2 separate regions of the Homo sapiens genome follow, and region 2 is linked to region 1. A link is a loop called in an ENCODE intact Hi-C map of the cell type or tissue named here. Cell type or tissue: lower leg skin. All regions are shown on one strand. Links, peaks and the distances in the headings refer to the core of each region. The heading gives the core; the rest is flanking DNA. Region 1 has its middle 30 kb from the start of LINC02727. Region 2 overlaps GRAMD1B (GRAM domain containing 1B).

Region 1 (4,393 bases), core at 200-4,199:
GCAAGATCTGGTTCTGTTTCCCAGGCTGGAGTGCAGTGGCACAATCATTCCTCATTGTAACCTCAAACTCCTGGGCTCAAGCTATCCTCCCAACTTAACCTCTCATGTTTTTTCATTTTTTTAACTGATAATCATAGTTATACATATTTTGGGAGTACATGGGATATTTTGATTTTGATAAAATGTGTTATAATAAAATCAGGATATCCATCACCTCAAACTCAAATTACTTTTTAAGAAGATGGCTCTGGCTGCTATGTGAACGGTTTGGAAGTAGAGCAAGGGTAGACCTAGGGAAACCAAGTGGCTTGCACAAAGGTGATCCCAGTAAAGAAGGTGCAGTGAGTCCGATTCAGGATCTATTTTGGAGAGATAGATGATACATATACTTTCTGAGTATATAATTTATTATTTGAAACAGGGTCTTGCTTTGTCACCCAGGCTAGAGTGCAGTAGCACTGTCATGGTTCACTGCAGCCTTGACTTCAGAGGCTCAAGTGATCTTCCTACCTCAGCCTCCTGAGTGGCATGCATAGGCATATGCCGCCACACTGGCTAAGTTATTTTTAATTTTTTGGAGGTGGGACGAAGTCTCACTCTGTTGGAGTGCAGTAGCGTGATCTTGGCTCACTGCAACCTCCGCCTCCTGGATTCAAGTGGTTCTCCCATATAAGCCTCCTGAGTAGCTGGGACTACAGGCACGCGCCACCACACCGGGCTAATTTTTGTATTTTTAGTACAGACGGGGTTTCACCTTGTTGACCAGGTTGGTCTCGAACTCCTGACCTCAAGAGATCTGCCTGCCTTGGCCTCCCAAAGTGCTAGGATTACAGGCATGAGCCACCACATCCAGTATATCTATACATATTTTTTTCTTTTTTTAATGAGCCCAGAGCACTCATTAAATTCCCTGGAGCTGAATTCTAAAGGAGCAATACTAGAGCTTTGTCCTTGGCCTTTTCTTATTTGTTAATATCATGCACCTCCTTTCAGGGCTTATGACTGTCTTAGTCATTTCAGAGAACATTTTGGAAGTAGAGCAAACTATTAAAGTTACTGTTGTAACAAAATACCATAAAGTAGGCATCTTACAAACAATAAAAATTTATTTCTCACAATTCTGGAGGCTAAGTCCAAGGTCAAAGCACCAGCCCATTCATTGTCTGGTGAGGGTCTGCTTCCTGGTTCAGAGATGGCACCTTTTCACTTCCTCCCGTGGTAGAAGAAACAAAAGGCAGCTCTTCGGGGCCTCTTTGATAGAGGCACTAATCTCATTCATGAGGGGTCTGCCCTTACGACCTAATCACCTCCCAAAGGCCCCACCTCCTAATTACCATCACCTTGGGGGTTAGGATTTCCATATATGAATTTTGGGGGACACAGGCATTCAGATTCATAGCGATGACTTGCACAATCCCTCCTGATATCGTGTTTTCCTAATGACCATTCCAATAACAGATCTAATACGGCTCCCATGCTTGTGAACTGCCTTCTCAGGAAGCTCTCACTGGATACACACATATTTTTTGCAGCTGACTTCTAACTAGCTCTGGTCAGAGTGGTGGGGGGCTAGGAGAGTGGGCAGGCCAGTGATCACCTAGTGTGTAATGGCTGCTTGCTGCAGATGGGATTCCAGCACCAGGTGAGGATTTATGAGCCTCTGGCCTATTTCACCATGCTTATAGTCTAATTGGGTTTCTTGATCATTCCCGTGGCTTCAAAGCCACAGATTTGGTTGCCCTACTTTTTCCTGGGCTGTGTACCATTTGCACAGTATTTTGTTTTCTGCATTACCCACAAAAGTAGCAGGAATGCATGTAGATCTTTCACTAATTGTACACAGAACATTTGGCTATTACTAGGTCCCCAGTGAGGAAAGCCAGTCACTTCAGTGAGAAAAAAGGGACTGCCCAGAGGATTCTGAGGTGCTCCTTTTCTTCTTAATATGCCTGTGAAGAAGAGAAAAGAGAGTTCTAACAGGAAAATAAAAAATAAAAACTTTCATGAAGTCCAAAGATCATAGAAATAGCCAGGCTTATGGCAAGAGACAAACTTCTAGTTTTATTGAAGCACCAATTACTGAATCCATGCTAAGAACTTATTTCTCTTGCTGAGGCTCTGGCATATTTTATAACCCTCGAAGGGGCAGTTTACTCTGGAGACATAGAGTCATATAGTATAATAATCCTTGCAGACAAATGGGAGGAGACAGCCATAATAAATATCCCTGCTAAAAGAGCATAAAGGAAGTAAAAGCTTGGATCATCTCTGGAGCACCAGCTGCTTAATAATAAAGGCAATGATTGCAAAACCTTGGCAAGGTTGCAAAAACATCTTTTAGTTACAGGTGTCAAAGCCTGAGTGTCTGGCCCTTGCTTTATTACTGTCATTTAGTATGCTGTTGGTGTCTGCTCTCAGCACAGACGTTTTTTCTCTGACATCAGAAATGCAATGCTTTCTCTCTTTGAATTCCCAAAGTCTCCCAATCCCAAGGTCCATTTCCTACTCTATTTTCTCCTACCCAAGACTGCCTGGTACCTTTGCTACAGAGAGACAGGAAACTTGATTTCTAGGGAGGCTGAATAATTGTATCTGTGTTCATCGAATTATTAAGCCCTGTCCTGTATGAGGGAAATGATTATACAAATGGTAATGAAAGTAAAAATACTATCTTCTTTTTAATTCAATTGCATTTCTTGATCACAAGCCTAAAGAGTTACAAGAAGAAATGAGCTAAGTCCCTCAAGGAATTTGCTGTCTAATGAGAAGGTTGAGAAAACACAGGATTATAGAAATATGAAAGAAATATAATGGAAACAAGGGATCCTATGGGCTGCTAGGATCATGAGGCAGGAACAAATCCATCCAGCTGAGAAGAGAAAGATCACAGATGCCTTCCTGAATGAGGTGGCATTTGAGGTGAGTCTTGAGGGGTGGGGTTGAGATAAGGAGCAGTAGCAGAAGCTGGGGCCTGGATGAGACTGGAGAAATGTCTTAGTTAAAGAGACTGAGCTGGGCTGGGCACAGTGGCTCACGTCTGTAATCCCAGCACTTTGGAAGGCTTAGGCGGGTGGATCACCTGAGGTCAGGAGTTCAAGACCAGCCTGGCCAACATGGTGAAACCCTGTCTCCACTAAAAATACAAAAAATTAGCCAGGTGTGGTGGCAGGAGCCTGTAATCCCAGCTACTCGGGAGGCTGAGGCAGGAGAATCGCTTGAACCTGGGAGGCGGAGGTTGCAGTGAGTTGAGATCACGCCATTGCACTCCAGCTAGGGCAAGAAAAGCGAAACTCCATCTCACACACACACACACACAAAAAGAGAGAGAGAGACTGAGCTGTTAGGGACACCTCAGATGTCTTAGGCTCATGTCTTCCAGTGGCTATGGATGAGGAAAAAATTAATGTAATCATAAACATATTGAAATCAGGAAGGTCCTTTCTATTGGGTGAAGCTAGAAGTGTGAAATTCCAGGTGGTTGGATGAGACTGTTAAGGAAAAGAAAGCCGTGTTGTGATTCCAAGAGATCTGTTCATTTCCAGGGCTTATAGGGATTAGAATCCCATCTAGCAGGGGAGGGAGTTGGCCAGCACTAACCGCGATAAGAATCTCTGCCAGGTAGGCGAGATTTGGGACCGACACTCTAATCCTGAGGTAATTATGAGGCATTATGCAGGGTACCAGACAGACTGGAAAACTGTAAGGCCTAAGGTAAGAGTCCCATTCTGGAGCCTGAAACAAAGTGAAGAGTCCAAAGGGCTATGCCTCAGAGATATGACCCTGTCTTTTTTATTTATTTATTTTTATTTTTAAGAGATAAGGTTTTGCTATGTTGCTCAGGCTAGTCTTAAACTCTTGGCCTCAAGCAATCCTCCCACCTTGGCCTCCCAAAATACTGGGATTACATGCATAAGTCACCATGCCTGGCCTCACCTGACTTAGTTTGTTTTCTGTTGCTATAACTGAATACCTGAAATGGGATTATTTATAAAGGAAAGAAATGTATTTCTTACAGTTCTGGAGGCTAGGAAGTCCAACGTCTAGGGGCCACATCTGGTGAGAGCCTTCTTGCTGGCAGAGACTTTCTGCAGAGTCCTGAGGTAGTACAAGTCATCACAGGTCAGGCAAGCTAAGCATGTATATTAGTCCGTTCTCACATTGCTGTGAAGAGCTACCAGAGACTGGGTAATTTATAAAGAAAAGAGGTTTAATTGGCTCACAGTTCTGCAGGCTATACAAGAAGCATGGCTGGGAGGCCTCAGGAAACTTACAATTATGGCAGAAGGCAAAGGGGAAGCAAGCATATCTTTACATGGCCAGCAGGAGAGAGAGCAAAGGGGGAAGTGCTACACACTTTTAAATAACCAGATCTCATGAGAACTCACTCACTACC
Region 2 (4,393 bases), core at 143-4,142, 100 kb before region 1:
GCAGTCGTCCTAGGAAAAACTGTCACCCTGTCCCCACAGATGGAGGGGCCCAGCCTGAGCGTCATGACTCACTGCCTGAAGATACGGCTCCTTCCTGGATGAATATGGGCTCCCTGAGAAACACAGTAAACTGAACCCTTGTTCTGGTTGCCGGAGACCTGTATTCTAGATCCACCTCTGTCACTGACCAGCTTCATGGCCCTAGACTTCTCAGTTTTTCTGAAGGTGGAAATAATTTCACAAATCCCATCTACCAGGATGACTGGATTCTCTGAGAGACCCGTCTGTCTGACAGAAACAGGTGCTGACAGGTGGCAGCTGAGTGTGAGTGAAATAGGTGAAGATTTGGTAAAATCAAGGCCCTAAGCCCCTCTTCTCCTCTCCCACCCAGCAGATCCTGTCCTCAGATCAATTTTTTTTTCATGCTTTAGTCTGAATGCCATATGCCACTGAAATTAACTTTTACATAGTGATCTCCCACACACTCAATTGGGAGCTCCCCAATGGAAGGGACATCTGTAACCATCTTTTCTTGCCTTTCCTGCCTTTCTTGCCTCTCTTTCTCTTTCTCTCTTTCTCCCTTTCTTTTTCTTTCTTTCCTTTCTTTTCTTTTCTTTCTTTCTTCCGAGACAGGGTCTTACTCTGTCACCCAGGCTGGTCTCAAACTCCTGGGCTCAAGTTATCCTCCCACCTCAGCCTCCCAAGTAGCTGGGACTACACGCACACACCGCCATGCCCAGCTTGCATCCATTTTTGTATCCCAAGCACACAGCAACAGTGCCAGGTTCCCAGTAAGCGCACAATAAGTGTCTGATGAATCGTGAGAATTACCTCTCCTGAGTTATCTGCATTTTCAGTCGCATCTCTCTGGCAGTGAAGCAAAAGGCATTTTAAGAAGCAATCCAAGCATGGAGAAGGCACTTCAGAGAGAGAGAAATTTTCAGTGTTCTGAGAACTTTCTGAATGGGCAGGCGACTGTCCTCTCTGTTAACCTCTAAGACAGCCCTGCCTTCAAACATACATGGCTGACAATGGCTGAAAACTCCTCCAAGAAGTCTGCAGAGGGCTGGGCGTGGTGGCTCATGCCTCTAATCCCAGCAGTTTGGGAGGGCAAGGCGGGTGGATCACTCGAGGTCAGGAGTTCGAGATTAGCCTGGCCAACATGGTGAAACCCCATCTCTACTAAAAACACAAATATTAGCCGGGCGTGGTGGCACACACCTGTAATCCCAGCTACTCGGGAGGCTGAGGCGGGAGAATCTCTTGAACCTGGGAGGTGGAGGGTGTAGTGAGCCGAGATCATGCCACTGCACTCAAGTCTGGGCGACAAAGAGAGACTCCATCTAAAAAAAATAATAATAAAAGAAGTCTGCAGAGGCTCACAGACCCTACTAGAGAACCAGTGAGGTCCAAGTACAAAGCCTGGACCTTCCTCGGAATCTGGAAGCAACAGGCCAAGCTGAGCAACAGTGAGTCTTGGGAGAAATACTCTCAAAAACAAAGATCCACTAGGTATTCTTCCATCTTCACAAAACAAGAGAACATGAGTGTGGATTGTACTGTGGGGGATTTCAGTTAGATCTTAGGTAGAACTTTCCCAATAGTATGTCTTGAAAACATAAAAAGATATAACCAAGAAAGACAGTGCAACCAATCCTCTTTCCTGGGGTTGTTTTTGTTTGTTTGTCTTGTTTTTTTTTTTTTTTTTTTTGGAGACAAGTGTCACTCTGTTCCCCAGGCTGAAGTGCACTGGCACCATCTCAGCTCACTGCAACCTCTGCCTCCCAGGTTCAAGCAATTCAAATCCACCTCAGCCTCCCGAGTAGCTGAGACTACAGGCGCGTGCCACCATGCCTGTCTAATTTTTGTATTTTGTGGTAGAGAGGGGGTTTCACCATGTTGGCCAGGCTGGTCTCAAACTCCTGACCTCAAGTGACCTGCCCACCTTGGCCTCCCAAAGTTCTGGGATTACAAGGGTAAGCCACTGCGCCAGGCCCCAGAGTCTTTTTTTTAAAGTGATATTTTCTGATCAGGAAGATGTGGTTCATCGTAGACACTGGTGGAGAAAACACATGTTGTCACCTAAGTTAAGGGCAAACTCTTCCAGGAGAAGCTCCACCCTGTACAGAATGACCTTTACGGTTGCCATTCCATCCAACCCTGAAAATCAACAAAAAGGTCAAAAAGAGCTCCAAAGTGTAATGATCCAGCCAGAACACGAATGCTCTCTAGATTAAGGCAGATTGCTCTGAGGGGTCAGCCTGGCACTCACTGACATTCCTGCGGGCAAAAGAACACGACAAGGTTAAGTGGCAGAAATACCTGACAACACTCTTCCCACTTTGGAGAAGCATCTCAGCCTGATCCTTCTCTAGAAATAGTGCTTCAGAAATGTACCTTCCTCCTTATTTCACAGACTTCCTGTAGTATGAGATGAAATATATTTGGTCCTTTCCTGGTTCTTGTCCCAGAACTCCTAAAACCCTTGGACTTTCCTGAGTGACAGAAGTGTCTCTTGTTATTTGTAATGAGCCCCATAGATAATACCTGAGTTTATGCTAAGAAAATGACTTAGGATACAGCCCCTGGGGAGCCTCAAGATGGGGAGGAAGGACCAAGAAAGACCAAGTGACTAGAGGATTAGAAGGTTGGATCTCTCAGCTCCACCTACAAACTTCCAGGAAAAGAGAGAGGGAGGTGTGGCTGAAGATCAAGCTCTATGAAAACTCTTGGACATGGAGCTTTGCTGAGCTTCTGGGTTGCTGAACTCGTGCAGGTGCTGGGAGGGTGGTGTGTCCAGGGTGAACACGGGAGATCCATGCCCCATCTAACCCCCTGCAATACCTTGCCCTGTGTAAACCAAGCTAAAATTCTAAAACCCCCAGCTGACTGAATGGACACCACTTTAGGAGACCCAAGGGGACCCAAAGAAAAAAAAAACTAATTCGGGCCATGGAAAGACGTGGGGGCTCAAACATGCCTCATTATACTCTCCTCCTTGTGGAGCTCAGGCACAACTGACCAGCTTTAACATGAAAACAGAATTTTTTTTTTTTGAGGCCCAAGCTAGAGTGCAGTGGTGCAGTCACAACTCACTGCAGCCTTAACCTCCCAGGCTCAAGTGATCCTCCCACCTCAGCCACCCAAAGTGCTGCGATTATAGGTGTGAGCCACCATGCCTGGCCAAAACAGAAATCTTAAGAGTGGCAAAACAGACTATGTTGCAATAAGACAACAAATTCCAACCTGACTCTAGCATAATATTACGATAAAGAAGGAAGTTGAAATATTTTACTTCAAAATATGTTTCTTTGTTATATTTTGAAATGGCCCTGCAAAGCCATCTTTTGTGGGGAAAATTTGCATCTGTAAAGAATCTCTATTAACATAACTAGACTTTTCCCCTTCCAGACCTTCCTAATCCTGAAGAGATTAACTGAAAGTCTAGCACCTTTTAAAGGTCTGAATACAAAATACTGGCCATCCATTGTCTCTAAGGGCAGCCATGTGGGAGACTTCATCTACATAATAAGAACTTTGGTCTCCACAACCCCTTATCTTAACCCAGACACTCTTTTCTACTGATTCCAGATTTTAGATAATAACTTAACTCTTTTCTGACTTGCCAATCAGAAAATCTTTGAATCTGGGCCAGGTGCAGTGGCTCACGCCTGTAATCCCAGCACTTTGGGAGGCCAAGGCGGGTGGATCACAAGGTCAGGAGTTCAAGACCAGCCTGATCAATATGGTGAAACCCGATCTCTACTAAAAATACAAAAATTAGCTGGGTGTGGTGGCGCACACCTGTAGCCCCAGCTACTCAGGAGGCTGAGGCAGAAGAATGCTTGAACCTGGGAGGGGATCAACCTCTTGAATCCCAGAGGTTGCAGTGAGTGAGATCGTGCCACTGCACTCCAGCCTAGGTGACAGAGCAAGACTCCATCTCAAAAAAAAAAAAGAGAAAAAAGAAAATCTTTGAATCCACCAATGACCTGTAACACTAGCCCCCAGCTTCGAACTGTTCAACCTTTCTGGACCAAACCAATATATACCTCACATGTATTGATTATTGTCTTACATCACCCTAAAATGTGTAAAACCAAGCTGTAACCCAACCACCTTGCACACATGTTCTCAGAACCTCTTGATGCCTTGGACTGTGCCTTGGGCCATAGTCACTTGTATTTGGCTCAGAATAAACCTCTTTAAATATTTTACAGAGTTTGACTTTTTTCATCTACACCTATGTACCTCTGCATCTCATTATTGATCTGTATCCTTAATATCTTTTATTATTAGCCTATAAACATAAGTGTTTCTCTGAATTCTGTGAGCAGCTCTGTCAGAGGCGTTTAAATCAGAGCAACTCCATCTTGAATAGCGCCTTGGTAAA

Evidence for each region. A loop is a pair of places that touch in the nucleus more often than their neighbours do. Peaks named below come from ENCODE experiments on the same cell type or tissue, not always from the same donor. Only the 100,000 strongest peaks of a DNase experiment are listed, where the experiment ranks them.
Region 2: a loop joins it to region 1, with 2.7 times the contacts of the local background. A loop is called at or near these places in 2 of 110 quality-filtered maps.

Annotation. Positions count from the first base shown.
Region 1 is chr11:123,342,985-123,347,377 of GRCh38, reverse strand. No RefSeq gene overlaps it. Among named protein-coding and RNA genes, the nearest start is that of LINC02727, 30 kb to the right of the region's middle. In lower leg skin, for the core only: no CTCF peak of the experiment used is centred there; no DNase peak of the experiment used is centred there.
Region 2 is chr11:123,443,137-123,447,529 of GRCh38, reverse strand. The region is part of intron 1 of GRAMD1B (GRAM domain containing 1B); the gene reads right to left. Among named protein-coding and RNA genes, the nearest start is that of GRAMD1B, 15 kb to the right of the region's middle. RefSeq lists an enhancer at 3,310-4,289. In lower leg skin, for the core only: no CTCF peak of the experiment used is centred there; a DNase peak (open chromatin) is centred at 1,959.